Linked DNA regions of Homo sapiens: region 1 is linked to region 2. Evidence: chromatin contacts called from ENCODE Hi-C or POLR2A ChIA-PET data. All regions are on one chromosome and are shown on one strand. The core of a region is the stretch at or near the end of the contact, and the rest is flanking DNA. Distances in the headings are between cores, read along the strand shown.

Region 1 (6,355 bases), core at 33-2,532, 610 kb before region 2:
TCTTTCTTGTCTTTCTGTCTTTCCTCTCTCTCTCTCTGTCTTTCTTTCCTCTCTTTCTTTCTTTTTTCCTACATGGCAAGATCTCCTCATGGCAGAAATAATCTGCCTTGACTTCTGTTTCCACGCTGCTTCTGCCAGGACCATGCGCTCGGCGTGTTTTTCTTTCCGCTATAATTATCCAGGCCCATCCCAGCTCTGGTCCCCTCAGCTGTTCCCTGGCAGTCCCTTCTGCTGGTGAAAACACATATGGCGCCGGCCTGACCAGGGTGTAAGTGTGTGAATATCAGGAAGATGACTGAACGTCTTTGGGACTCCGTTTCCTCATTGTAAAATGGAGGTTAATACCAGCCTTCTTCTACTCCCCAAACGCACGTGTTTGTCCCGGCCAGAGGGCCCAATTGTTGGCTGTTCACGCGTCAGTTACCCCCACAGGACGGGTCAGCCAATTAAAGGCGAACCAGGCCCGGTCCATCTCCTGACGCCTTTTCTCATCCCAGGGCTGGACAGGCAGCTGGCCTGGGCCCGGCTCTGCCTTGTCACGTGCGGGGGCCGGCCCGTTTGCTTGTCTGTGTGTAGGAGCGTGAGGTCACGCTGGGTGCTCCCGCCCCGCCGGGGCCTTTAGTGTCCTGGTCCCTAAACGCCAGGCCGCTCCACCGGGGGAGAAGGCGCGAACCCCAGCCGAGCCCAACGGCTGTTGTCGGTTGCCGGGCCACCTGTTGCTGCAGTTCTGATTGGTTCCTTCCCCCGACAACGCGGCGGCTGTAACCAATCGACAGCGAGGCCGGTCGCGAGGCCCCAGTCCCGCCCTGCAGGAGCCAGCCGCGCGCTCGCTCGCAGGAGGGTGGGTAGTTTGCCCAGCGTAGGGGGGCTGGGCCCATAAAAGAGGAAGTGCACTTAAGACACGGCCCCGCTGGACGCTGTTAGAAACCGTCCTGGCTGGGAAGGCAAGAGGTGTGTGACTGGACAAGACTTGTTTCTGGCGGTCAGTCTTGCCATCCTCACAGAGGTTGGCGGCCCGAGAGAGTGTGAGGCAGAGGCGGGGAGTGGCAAGGGAGTGACCATCTCGGGGAACGAAGGAGTAAACGCGGTGATGGGACGCACGGAAACGGGAGTGGAGAAAGTCATGGAGAGAACCCTAGGCGGGGCGGTCCCCGCGGAAAGGCGGCTGCTCCAGGGTCTCCGCACCCAAGTAGGAGCTGGCAGGCCCGGCCCCGCCCCGCAGGCCCCACCCCGGGCCCCGCCCCCGAGGCTTAAGCCGCGCCGCCGCCTGCGCGGAGCCCCACTGCGAAGCCCAGCTGCGCGCGCCTTGGGATTGACTGTCCACGCTCGCCCGGCTCGTCCGACGCGCCCTCCGCCAGCCGACAGACACAGCCGCACGCACTGCCGTGTTCTCCCTGCGGCTCGGTGAGCCTGGCCCCAGCCCTGCGCCCTTTGCGCCCCCCACGCTTGTTCTGCGTGCGCTGCCCGCTCTTCCATTTACCTTCTCTCCCACCCAAGTTTGTACTCTTTTCTTTCTCTCGGTTTTATTTTTTGTTTTTGTTTGTTTGTTTGAGACAGGCTTTCGCTCTGTCTCCCAGGCTGGAGTGCAGTGGCGCGATCTCGGCTCACTGCAGCCTCCACCTCCCAGGTTCAAGCGATCCGCCTGCCGAGTAGCTGGGATTACAGGCGCCCGCCACCACGCCTGGCTAATTTTTGTGTTTTGTAGAGATGGGGTTTCGCCATGTTGGCCAGGCTGGCCTCGAACTGCTGAGCTCAAGCAATCCGCCCGCCTCGGCCTCACAAAGTCCTAGAATTTTAGGCATGAGCCTCCGGGTCCGGCCTGTGCTAATCCTTTCTGTCCTTGGTTCTTTATTTCTCTTCTCTCTTTTTCTTAGTCCCTTTTGTTCTTTCCCTCTCCCGTTCAGTTGGCTGTCGTTTGAGCCTCCACCTTTTCACTCCCTCCTTTCCACCACGATGCCGAGCCCTGCCTTGGATGGGGACCATCAGCGATGACCACAATGACCTCTCCCTTACCAGGCAGCTCCAGGCAGTGTTCCTGCACCGCCTTTCCCAGGGCTTGGGGGCTTTTTCTAGTGGGCTTTGAGCTGCTCAATCTGGCCTCTGCAGGGCCGGCTCCCAGCCCTTCCAACCTCCTCACAGCCCGACCTGGGACCTAGCCAATTCCCGGAGAGTCTCTGTCCCATCGTGACCCCCTCACAACTCTCCCACTCACCAAAGTCTGATGACTGTGCTAGGGGGTGCTTATATAGAGTACTGAGTGTTACAAAAGCAGAAGTCTGGATGAGAACCAATTTGTGATATTAAGCAGGTGGGGTGGGGGTGGGGAGTGTACCTAGGTTCATTTTCCGCCCTGCTTTTCCCCTTTCCAGTGTGTGCACTTAACCAGTCCCTGGGCCCTGTTCCCCATCCCCCTCCAAGGCATGGATTGGGTGGGCTTGTGTGTCTTGGGGCAGGTGGCCCTTTCTAAACTCTCTGCCTTTGCTCACCCACAGGACACATAGTATGACCATTAGGTGTTTCGTCTCCCACCCATTTTCTATGGAAAACCAAGGGGATCGGGCCATGATAGCCACTGGCAGCTTTGAAGAACGGGACACCTTTAGAGAAGCTTGATCTTGGAGGCCTCACCGTGAGACCTTACAAAGCCGGGTAAGAGTCCAGTCCAAGGAAGAGGTCTCTTGCTGCCTCCTAACCCTGTGGTCTAGGGGCAGGAGTCAGCAGGGCATTAACAAAAATAATTACCATCCCCACCCCCGACAGTGAAGTGGCTCTTTCCAGTTCACAGAGCACTCTCACACCTCCCCGCTCTCATTCTGGCCCTTCAGCTGACTCGGACAAGCCAAGGATCTTGGTCCCCATTTTATAAAGGAGAAAACTGAGGCCCACGTGTAACAGTGATTGGCCCCAAGTCATCCCGGGAGCCAGCAGAAGAGCTAGGACAGGAACCTATTGTTCTAACTTCATATTGATGCTAGCTTTTGACTATCCCTGAAACCGAGATTGGTAATCAGCCCGGCTCTGAAACTGGTTATTTGCTGGGGACTGTAAAATAGGATTAACTATTTCTAGTCCTGCATTTTAATTGCTGTTAGTAGGGCCATCTTACCCACCCTCTGAAGGACCTGACTTGGCAAGCCCAAGGCAACATTCAGAATATGGCAGCTGAACCTCTGTGCACTTGTCTTTGGGCAGCAGCTGGGTCTTATTCTTCTCTGGCCTTCACAACATCCTGCAACCCAGCTCAAGGTCAGGAATGTGACAGACTCATGTCATCATATCTCTGATGCCCAGAGAAGGGATACCATTTGCCTGAGCCTTCTCAGTACTGTTTAATCAGCCTGTGAGAACTTTCCTTGTGAAAGGCCCTGTCTGTGCCTGGGGCTGATAAAACAGCAAGAACGAACTGAGGAGCTGGGCAGCAGTGCAAAGCAAATACTACCAGCTTTGGTGCCTGTAAGTGTGGCTCTTACTCATCTCACATGGAAATAAGGGCAGCCACCTTGCAGGGCTGCTCTGAGGATTGAGCTAATACAGTGCCCTGGGCGTTGGGGTGGGGAAAGTTGTGGAGCACCTCCTGGGGGAAGGGGGTGTCAGAGCAGGGAATCTGGGGAGTCCGAGGGCACCTTCATCAACCCAATCTGTCATTTGAGCACCAGTCTTCACTGAGCCTCGTGGGCAAGCTGGAGGGAAACAGGAATAAGGTCAGGCCCTGTTCTATAGGTCCCAGTGTAGTTGCTATGGTGAGTATCTTCATTTCCCTGCTTGCCCCAGCCACCTGGAGTGAGAAGCCCAAGAGGAAGCTGGGTGAGCTGTTTGTTTCCATGGGTCTCTGTGTTCACAGCTGACTCCCTTCACCAGCCAGCCCTTTCACCTGAGCCCCAGCAACAAAGGCAGTCAGGCGGGGCTCAAAGCAGCTGCTCCAATGAAGTCAAAGAAATAAGCTCAGGGGAAGAAGCAGGTCACCCTCCCCCACTAGGGTGCTGGGCTCACTTCCTCCTGGGGCAGTGGAGGAGGGTGTGGTTCCAACTCAGAACAAAATGGGGCTTTTGGTTTACTTTATCACTCTTCACAGCTCTGACCTGGACCCCTCATCCCTGCCTGTCTTGTGGTGTAAGTGCGGATCCCCCTAAGTTGGAGGAAAGGAAACTGGCCCAAACAAAAAGGAGAGCAGTTTTCTCTGCATCACATGGTAGGCCAGGAGGAGTCTAATGCCCCAGAGTTTACTCTCAGCCCCCAAAATCACCTAGCTAAATGTTACCTTATCTAAGAAGTCCTTAGGTTTTTTGGGGTTTGTTTTTTTTTTTTTTGAGACAAGGTCTCACTCTCTCACCCAGACTGGAGCACAGTGGCACAATCACAGCTCACTGCAGCCTCAACCTCCTGGGCTCAAGCAATCGTCCCAAGTAGCTGGGACTATAGGCCTGCACCACCATGTCCAGCTAATTTATTTTTATTTATATTTTTTAGACAGGGTCTCATTATGTTGCCCTGGCTGGTCTTGAACTCCTGGGTTCAAGCAGTCCTCCCACCTCTGCCTCCCAAAGTGCTAGGTTTTTTTTTGTTTGTTTGTCTGTTTTTTGAAACAGAGTCTTGCTCTGTCGCCTAGGCTGGAGTGCAGTGGCACGATCTCAGCTACTGCAACCTCCACCTCCTGGGTTCAAGTGATTCTCCTGCCTCAGCCTCCTAAGTAGTTGGGAATACAGGCGTGTGCCAACACACCCAGCTCATTTTTGTATTTTTAGCGGAGATGGGGTTTTGCCATGTTGGCCAAGCTGGTCTCAAACTCCTGACCTCAGGTGATTCGCCCGCCTCAGCCTCCCAAAGTGCTGGGTTTACAGGCGTGAGCCACCACACCCAGCCCAAGAAGTCTTTTCTGATCACCCACTCTTCCTTCTCTCCCAATGGCATTAGTTGTTCCCTCCTTTGCATTTTGAGAGTATGTCCTGTAAGCCCCAAATGCAGCTTGAATCATCTGCCCATCCACCCCCTGTGCCCAACAGTAAGCCTCCTCTAGAGTAGATACTATCTCCTGCATCTCAGTGAACCACTGCCCAGCAAAGCAGTCTTGCTAAAACAATGACTCTAGAGATCCTAAGCTGTGTGAGAGCTGGAGGAGAGAATTAGACTGATGGTCTGGGAAGGGATTGAATTAGTCATCTTGTACCTTTTCTTCTTGACTTAAGTTCCAGACCTGTAGCAACCATTCCTGCTTAGACATCCAGAACATAAGCCTATGGGTCTGTGCCTGTTGGGTCTTAGTCTGGGTGAAACTTTTCTCTACTTCTGTCAGCTCTCCAGATGAACCACAGAAGCAGGAATGTGGGCATCATCAGTGAAATCTCTGCATACAGCAGACAAAGGGCTGGTCCAGTGGCTGTTTATGAGGCAGCGCTAGGAGAGCTCTGATCCAGACTCTCCCTGCAGTGAAAGGGAGGGAGCCCTTCATGAAGTATTGACTGCTTGAGCAGGAATTGCTTCACCAGCACCTAACTGAGTGCCTCTCGAGCTCACATCGGTTTTCCCTCATGAGGCCACTTGGAGTCTTGCTGAGGGACTTGGTTCTATTAGGGAAGGTGAGTTTGGGGATGGTGAGCAGGGAGGGCCTGGGGACATTGTGGCTAATGGGGCTTTTCTCCTCTTGGCTTAGATTCCGGCAGAGTTCCTCTATCTCGTCTTGTTGCTGATTAAAGGTGCCCCTGTCTCCAGTTTTTCTCCATCTCCTGGGACGTAGCAGGAAATCAGCATCATGGTTGGGTTCAAGGCCACAGATGTGCCCCCTACTGCCACTGTGAAGTTTCTTGGGGCTGGCACAGCTGCCTGCATCGCAGATCTCATCACCTTTCCTCTGGATACTGCTAAAGTCCGGTTACAGGTGAGGGGATGAAGCCTGGGAGTCTTGATGGTGTCTACTCTGTTCCCTCCCCAAAGACACAGACCCCTCAAGGGCCAGTGTTTGGAGCATCGAGATGACTGGAGGTGGGAAGGGCAACATGCTTATCCCTGTAGCTACCCTGTCTTGGCCTTGCAGATCCAAGGAGAAAGTCAGGGGCCAGTGCGCGCTACAGCCAGCGCCCAGTACCGCGGTGTGATGGGCACCATTCTGACCATGGTGCGTACTGAGGGCCCCCGAAGCCTCTACAATGGGCTGGTTGCCGGCCTGCAGCGCCAAATGAGCTTTGCCTCTGTCCGCATCGGCCTGTATGATTCTGTCAAACAGTTCTACACCAAGGGCTCTGAGCGTGAGTATGGAGCAAGGGTGTAGGCCCCTTGGCCCTTTTTTCTCAGTGATGATTGATCTTAGTTCATTCAGCCATATAGTTTTTTAGGCCCCACGATCCCTAGGAAGATCAGGGGA
Region 2 (6,027 bases), core at 479-2,978:
AGCCTCCCAGACCAGAGACCACTCCTGGGGAACAAGTCTCTCCCCACTCTCCCCCAACCCAAGGAACTGAAGAAAGGACACCCAGGCAGAGAAGTGAATGTCTATGGATTTGGGGATCCATATTGTCTATGGATCCATTTCGTGACAGAGGACCAGGAAGCCTTTGGGTGGGAGGCTAACGTTTCCTTGACCAGTTTTGGAGAAGGCTGTGCTTCCAACCCTATCAGTAGCCCCTGAGTGCAGCCCCTGGGCCGCTGTGTCCCCAGGAGAAGCCTGCCCCCACCCCCCACTGCAGTCTTTCTGCCTGAAGGGAAGGGAGAACACAGGCAGTTGACCCAAAACAATAGAGGATCCCAAAGTGATGATTCACAGTCCATTCAAAGCCCAGCACCTCAGTGTGCAGATGGGGAGACTGAGGCCTGCGCGGGGGAGGGGGGCGGGGGGGTCTGAGAACAAGATTGTGTCCGGGTCCGCTGAGAATACAGATTACACAGGGGCAGAACTTTGCCAGGTGTAGGGACTTCGATGCGTGAGTGTGTGGATGCAGGTGGGCGGGGGGAAGCTGAGACTACCACAGGGCCCCTACCCTGCTGCCATCTGGGCCACCCCACCAGATGTTGCCCAGCCTCGGCTTTCTCCCTCAGCCAGGGCCTATCCCTCAGGGTCCATCTCCTCACCAAGCTGAACTCCTGAGGGGTGCCCTCGTGGGGACAGTCCTGGAGACCCTTGTCTCCTGGCTCCCCAACTTCCTCATCGCCCCACATCTGCCGGAAGGTGTCCTAGGTCCGGTCCCTCCTCCTCCTGCCTCTTACTCATCATCACCCTAGGCGCAGACACACACACACACACACACACACTGACACCACTTGACCCCACACGCACACCATGGCGCCAGCGAGCTCGGCTCGTTCTCAGTCACTTGGGCTCCTCTCCCTCTATTTCACACTCACAGTAACGGGTGGCCCTGGCCCTGCGCCGGTCACGCCCCAAGCCACGCACTTCGTGACCCCAGTGACCCCGGGTCTTTCCCTCACACAACACACGCACACACGCTGCCTGTCTCCCACACACAGAGCCCCTCTGTGTCGCCCGCTCGGCCCGGCGTCACCGCCCAGTGTCCCAGCCACACGTTCGCCCGGCCAGGCCGCCTCACGCGCCGTGTCACCCACAGTCACGGGCTGACACCATCCAGACCCCCCCTTGGCCGCCCCGCGCCGCAGCCGCGCCGAGGCGCCGCCGTCCAGCCCGCACCACAACCTGGTCTCGGTCCAAGTTTCCCGGGCCGGGGACCGCTCCGGGCCCCGCCGGCCCCTCACACCGCAAGTTCCGCTGCTTCCCCGCGCGCCCCCCGACAGCCACCACGCAGGGCCGGCCCGGAGTCGCGGCCGGAGGACCTGCAGGTCACGGGGCTCGGAGACTGGCGGTGGCCGGTGCGCGGAAGGCGCCGGGACAGGACGCGAGGCGGGAGGAGTGGGGTGGGGGGGCGCGCGGCCGGGCTGCCGCATCCGCCGAGCCCGCGAACTTCCTCAGAGACACGGGGAGGCAGGGGGCGCCACTAGGGTCCGTATCCCGCTGGCCCGGCCGCGGAGAGCAGACTCTGGATGGGCGCTCCGCGCGCCCTCCTTACCTGGCTGCGCCGCGGCAGCTCCAGCTCGGCTCCCCGTTCGACTCGGCGCCGCGGCCCGGCTCGGCGAGCGCCCGGACAGCCGCGCAGCCTGCGCGCCTTTTGAATGAATCGCCGGCTGGGCCGGGAAGGTGCGCAGACCCGCCCCCGCGCGTCACGGCCGCTCCGCCCCCGACGTCAGAGCGCGGTCTGCGCCCCGCGCCCGACTCACCCCGAGCCGCGGAGGGGCTCGCCGCTCTGCCGCTGGGCGGTGCTGCTCTACGTCGCCCTCTCTCGCGCCCCTGGGAACTGCAGGGGGCTGCGCGGGACTGGGCGGCGGTGCCCAGAGGGCCTCTTGTATCCGCCTCTTCAAGGCTCTGAACCAAGCAAGGAGTTGTGCGAAGCAAGATAAAGAGACTGGAGACTGAGATACTCCTCTGGGTCCTCTCAGCATTGCCAGTGTAACTAGAGCCACCTCTGCCCCTTTCTGGGCTTCATCTTCCTCCTGCCAGTTGGTGGCCAGGAAGAATAACCTCACTTTGCTTTGTTGACGAGGCCCAGGCCCAACCCTGGAAACCCTCACCTAGTTGGCGAAAAGGCCTGGTGAAGGTGAGTCTATAAAGGAAGCCCACACGGTGGGCTTCGGCACATCCTTCAAGGCCTAGTGAAATCCTCCAGGAGGCGTCTCCTGCCTCCACTCCCCTACTCCCCGCACCACTTCTCTGTGCCAGGGTAGTTAGTTTCCCTCCAGCAGGACAGGTGACTCAGTGCCCCCCTCCCTACTACAGCCATCCCACCCTGCCAGTTTCCAATGCCAGTCATCACAAACTCCAGGCAGTATTCACACTGTATTCCGACTCCGAATCGTGTCCCCTGGAGTTGTGCTACAGGGTGTGCCAGGACTGGAGGGAGCAGCTCAGTGGCCCGTTCCCCCTCTCAGTACTATTCAGGGGATCTCAGGCGGTCCTCCTGGGACAGTAGGGCTGATGGGAGACTGAGACACCAGGGAGGACCTAGTGCTGGGCCAGAGGCCTGGCTGGGGTCAGGATAATCACAGCCCATGACAGAGATGGAGAAAGGAAGGTAAATAAGTCAGCTGGGGATAGATGGCTGGGGGTGGGGTTCTAAACAGTCATAGAATCTGAACCCAGGGGCTAGGAGACGGAAAAGGTCAGGTCCCCAGGGTCCAGGAGATTCCAGGAGGCGAACTGGACACCGCATGGGGAGGGGAGCAGGGGATGAGTTTTCATTTCCCTGGGTCATGCTCAGGTTGTGGGGGAAGGGCATAAGGAGCTACAGGTCATTGATGTCAGGATCATGACATCAGCACCCTCATATGTCAATGGAGACCTCCAGGGCTGGGGCAGGGGTTCTTCCAGGGTCCCACATCCCAGCCTACGGAAGGCCAGAGCATCCAGAATGCCTCCACTCCTGGAAATGTTTTCTTTGTAAGGGGACCATCTACACCCCAGCTCTAGGTTCTAGAGTTCAAATGGTGGCAATTTCAGGTGTCGTCACTCAATAAACCAAATGGGGAAGGCCAGGTGTAGTGGTCACACCTGTAATCCTAGCACCTTGGGAGGCTGAGTTGGGAGGATCACTTAGCCCAGGAGTTCGAGACCAGCCTGGGCAACATGATGAAGCCCAGTCTCTACAAAAATATGTGGGAGAATCACTTGAGCCCAGGAAGTTGAGACTGCAGTGAGCCGCGATCGTGCCACTGCACTCCAGCCTAGGTGAGAGAGTGAGACCTTGTCTCAATCAATAAACTAAATGGGGAAATGCTTTTTGGAGCACTGGCTATTAATCAGACATCCCAGAGAGGGTCCAGGCCCCTCTCTACCACCAGCTCTCTGTGAGGTTTTCATCAAATCCACCCCCAACTCAGTTTCCTCATCTGAAAACTGGGGTGCCAGACATGTTGCCTGAAGTTCTCTGTGGGAGGCGGCTACCTGGCTGCCCTGGCAGCAGCTCCATAGAGTAGGTCTCCTGGGGCCACAGCCCAAACACTTCTCGCTCCTGCAACCCCCAGGTTAGGAGGGAGCCTAATTATTATTTACTGCTGGGTGGATGCGCCAGCTCCTCCTGCAGCCAGCTCTGACCCTGAAACCACTGTGACGTGGGCTCCTCCCTGAGAGTCTACCAGCATCTGGGTTGCTCCACAGTGAGTAGACAGGGAAGGAGTTGTGGAAGCCACAGGAAAGATTTAGACTCGCTTTTTATGGAGCTTGGGGAACCACAGGCTTGAGAACAAAGGACTCTCAGAATCACAGGCTTTATAAAATCCTGGCATCTCAACTGAACCCATGGAGTCAGCACTGGAATCCCTGAGCTCAGGGACCTCAGAGACCATCTTGTTGAACTTCACATGGTACAGCTGGGCAAGTGGGCCCAGAGAATGTGTGCACCTCATTGTAGGTACACAGCACAAGGTCCCAGTAAACTGGGACGAGCTGTGATGGGGACCTGGAGGCAGGGGTACAGGTGCCATGCCCCAGCCAGGCCCTGCCTGGGGTGGGGATCCTGGGTCACAGAATCAGAGCCACCACAGTGTGGCTGTATGCAGGGGTCTGAGTAGATGACTGCCTTGGAGTCATGGACCAAAGGTAGTGGGTGCCACTCTGCTTGCTGGCTGTGCTAGAATTCCAAAAGGAAGTACATACAGTACAAGCCTGGAGGAACAGCAGGCTCATACTTAAATTTCAATGCTCCAGGCCAGGCGCGGTGGCTCACGCCTGTAATCCCAGCACTTTGAGAGGCCGAGGTGGGCGGATCACCTGAGGTCAGGAGTTGTAAACCAGCCTGGCCAACATGGTGAAACCCCATCTCTACTAAAAATACAAAGAAAAAAAAATTAGCCAGGTGCGGTGGTGGGCGCCTATAATCCTACCTATTTGGGAGGCTGAGGCAGGAGAACTGCTTGAACCCGGGAGGTGGAGGTTGCAGTGAGCCAAGATTGTGCCATCGCACTCCAGTCTGGGCTACAGAGCGAGACTGCGTCTCAAAAAAAAAAAAATAAAATTCAATGCTCCATCCTAGGCTAACCCCCAGCGGGCCAAGTCCTAACCCTAAGAAGGTGGGCTGCTGTCCTGTGTTTGTGTCTTAGCTCCAGGGGAGGGTGGGCTCAGTCTGAGGGGAAACTGAGGCTAGGAGGCCAGGATAGGGCTCAGCCTGGGGCCAGGCCAGAAGCTGAGCTGGGGCTGTCTGGGTCTGAGGACCAGGTTCAACCTGCATTTAGGTCCAGACCCTGGCCTGGGTCTGGAATCCCACTGGGGTGGAGGTGTCAAGTCTTTGGTGACTGCCTCACTGGCTCCCTCATGGGAGGCCCAGCACTCTCAGTTCCATCCATCCCAGGTTCTATTGCCCACCTGACTGGTGCTCAGGGAGGCAAGTGTAGGGTTTTCTTGTTCCCATGGTGAGTCTGAGAGAGGAACCCAGAGCCATGAACTGCAGACAATGGGGCTGGTGGGGACCCTGGGGACTGTCAGGGTGAGACTTGCAGTCCAGTTACCCTCTGGGCCCAGAACATGAGCAGGTCAAGAGCTAGGGAGTGTGAGCCAAGCCCAGGGAGGCAGGTGGCTTGCTGAAGCATCTGAGATTAAGGAGCCTGGAGAAGAGAAATCTAGGGGAAAATGGAAGAATATATGCTTTGGTGTCACATGGATAGTGGTTAAGTCCCACTTCTGCCATTGCCAGGCTGTGTGACCTTAGGCAAGTGACTTCACCTCTCTGAGAACTCGCCCATCCAAGCGTGTTATGAGGATCTGCTGAGACCTCATATCGGGGGCACCAGCTTCTTCCAGGACGCTGGGCTCAGGAGCTCTCTCTCCTCTCCCTTCCCTTGGTGCACTGTTTGCCCTGGGCAGCAGGGGCTCTGCCCGATTTATCCCTGATGCCTGCTCACTATCTCCCTCCCCAGTCCAGCCCAGCAAACTACCTCTGACCCAGCTTGGGATGCCAGCTCACTTGCCTTTGCCAGGCAGGACTCCTCATTGGCTATAATTGGGCCTAAAATAGACTTCCCCTTGCCGTTTCCTGCAACCTGGCCTGTGGCTTAAGGTCTGTGAGGACACAGACTTGGTGTTTGGCAGGCATGCAGAAGATGTAAAGGGCTCACAGAGGTCATCCAGGTCTATGGAGGGACAGACACTCGCCTGGCATCACACAGTGCCGAGAGCCTGGGCTGGAGCTTGAGTTCAAGCCCTGGGGTCCCCCATGCCCTCCCCAGGCCCTGCCCAGAAGGTTTAAGGTAAGGCCTTAGCCAGACTTGCTCCCTCCAAGCCCTCTGGACCAGCCCAGTGCTGAGGCTGGTTTGAGGTGTGTGACGGGGCCCCTGGAGGCCAGCTCGTCTAGCCTTCTGCCTCCCCTGGCTTTAAGGGTCATTTCCTGGCTTTTCTGACCACAGGAAACCTTCCTGCCTGGGC

What was found. Hi-C counts contacts between places; a loop is a spot of excess contacts on that map. ChIA-PET counts read pairs that join two places held with the same protein, here RNA polymerase II (POLR2A). Pooled maps may share reads with other maps.
Region 1: a pooled map shows a loop between it and region 2 (11-fold over the local background). The contact joins the promoter of UCP2 here to the promoter of RELT in region 2. A Hi-C loop is called at or near these places in 2 of 37 single-sample maps with no recorded cell type and 8 of 50 pooled maps. POLR2A ChIA-PET finds 5 or more read pairs at or near these places in 3 of 52 experiments (B cell, WTC11 and activated CD4-positive, alpha-beta T cell).

The regions. Positions count from the first base shown.
Region 1 is chr11:73,977,770-73,984,124 of GRCh38, reverse strand. It overlaps UCP2 (uncoupling protein 2), which reads left to right and starts at 1,282. Exons shown (of 8, transcript NM_003355.3): 1 at 1,282-1,404; 2 at 2,493-2,649; 3 at 5,648-5,872; 4 at 6,029-6,239. The coding sequence starts at 5,747. RefSeq lists enhancers at 1-445, 3,697-3,756 and silencers at 702-861, 1,162-1,371.
Region 2 is chr11:73,372,100-73,378,126 of GRCh38, reverse strand. RELT (RELT TNF receptor) reads right to left here and starts at 1,728. Exons shown (of 11, transcript NM_152222.2): 1 at 1,628-1,728. RefSeq lists an enhancer at 749-1,043 and silencers at 1,209-1,288, 1,379-1,668, 1,699-2,008.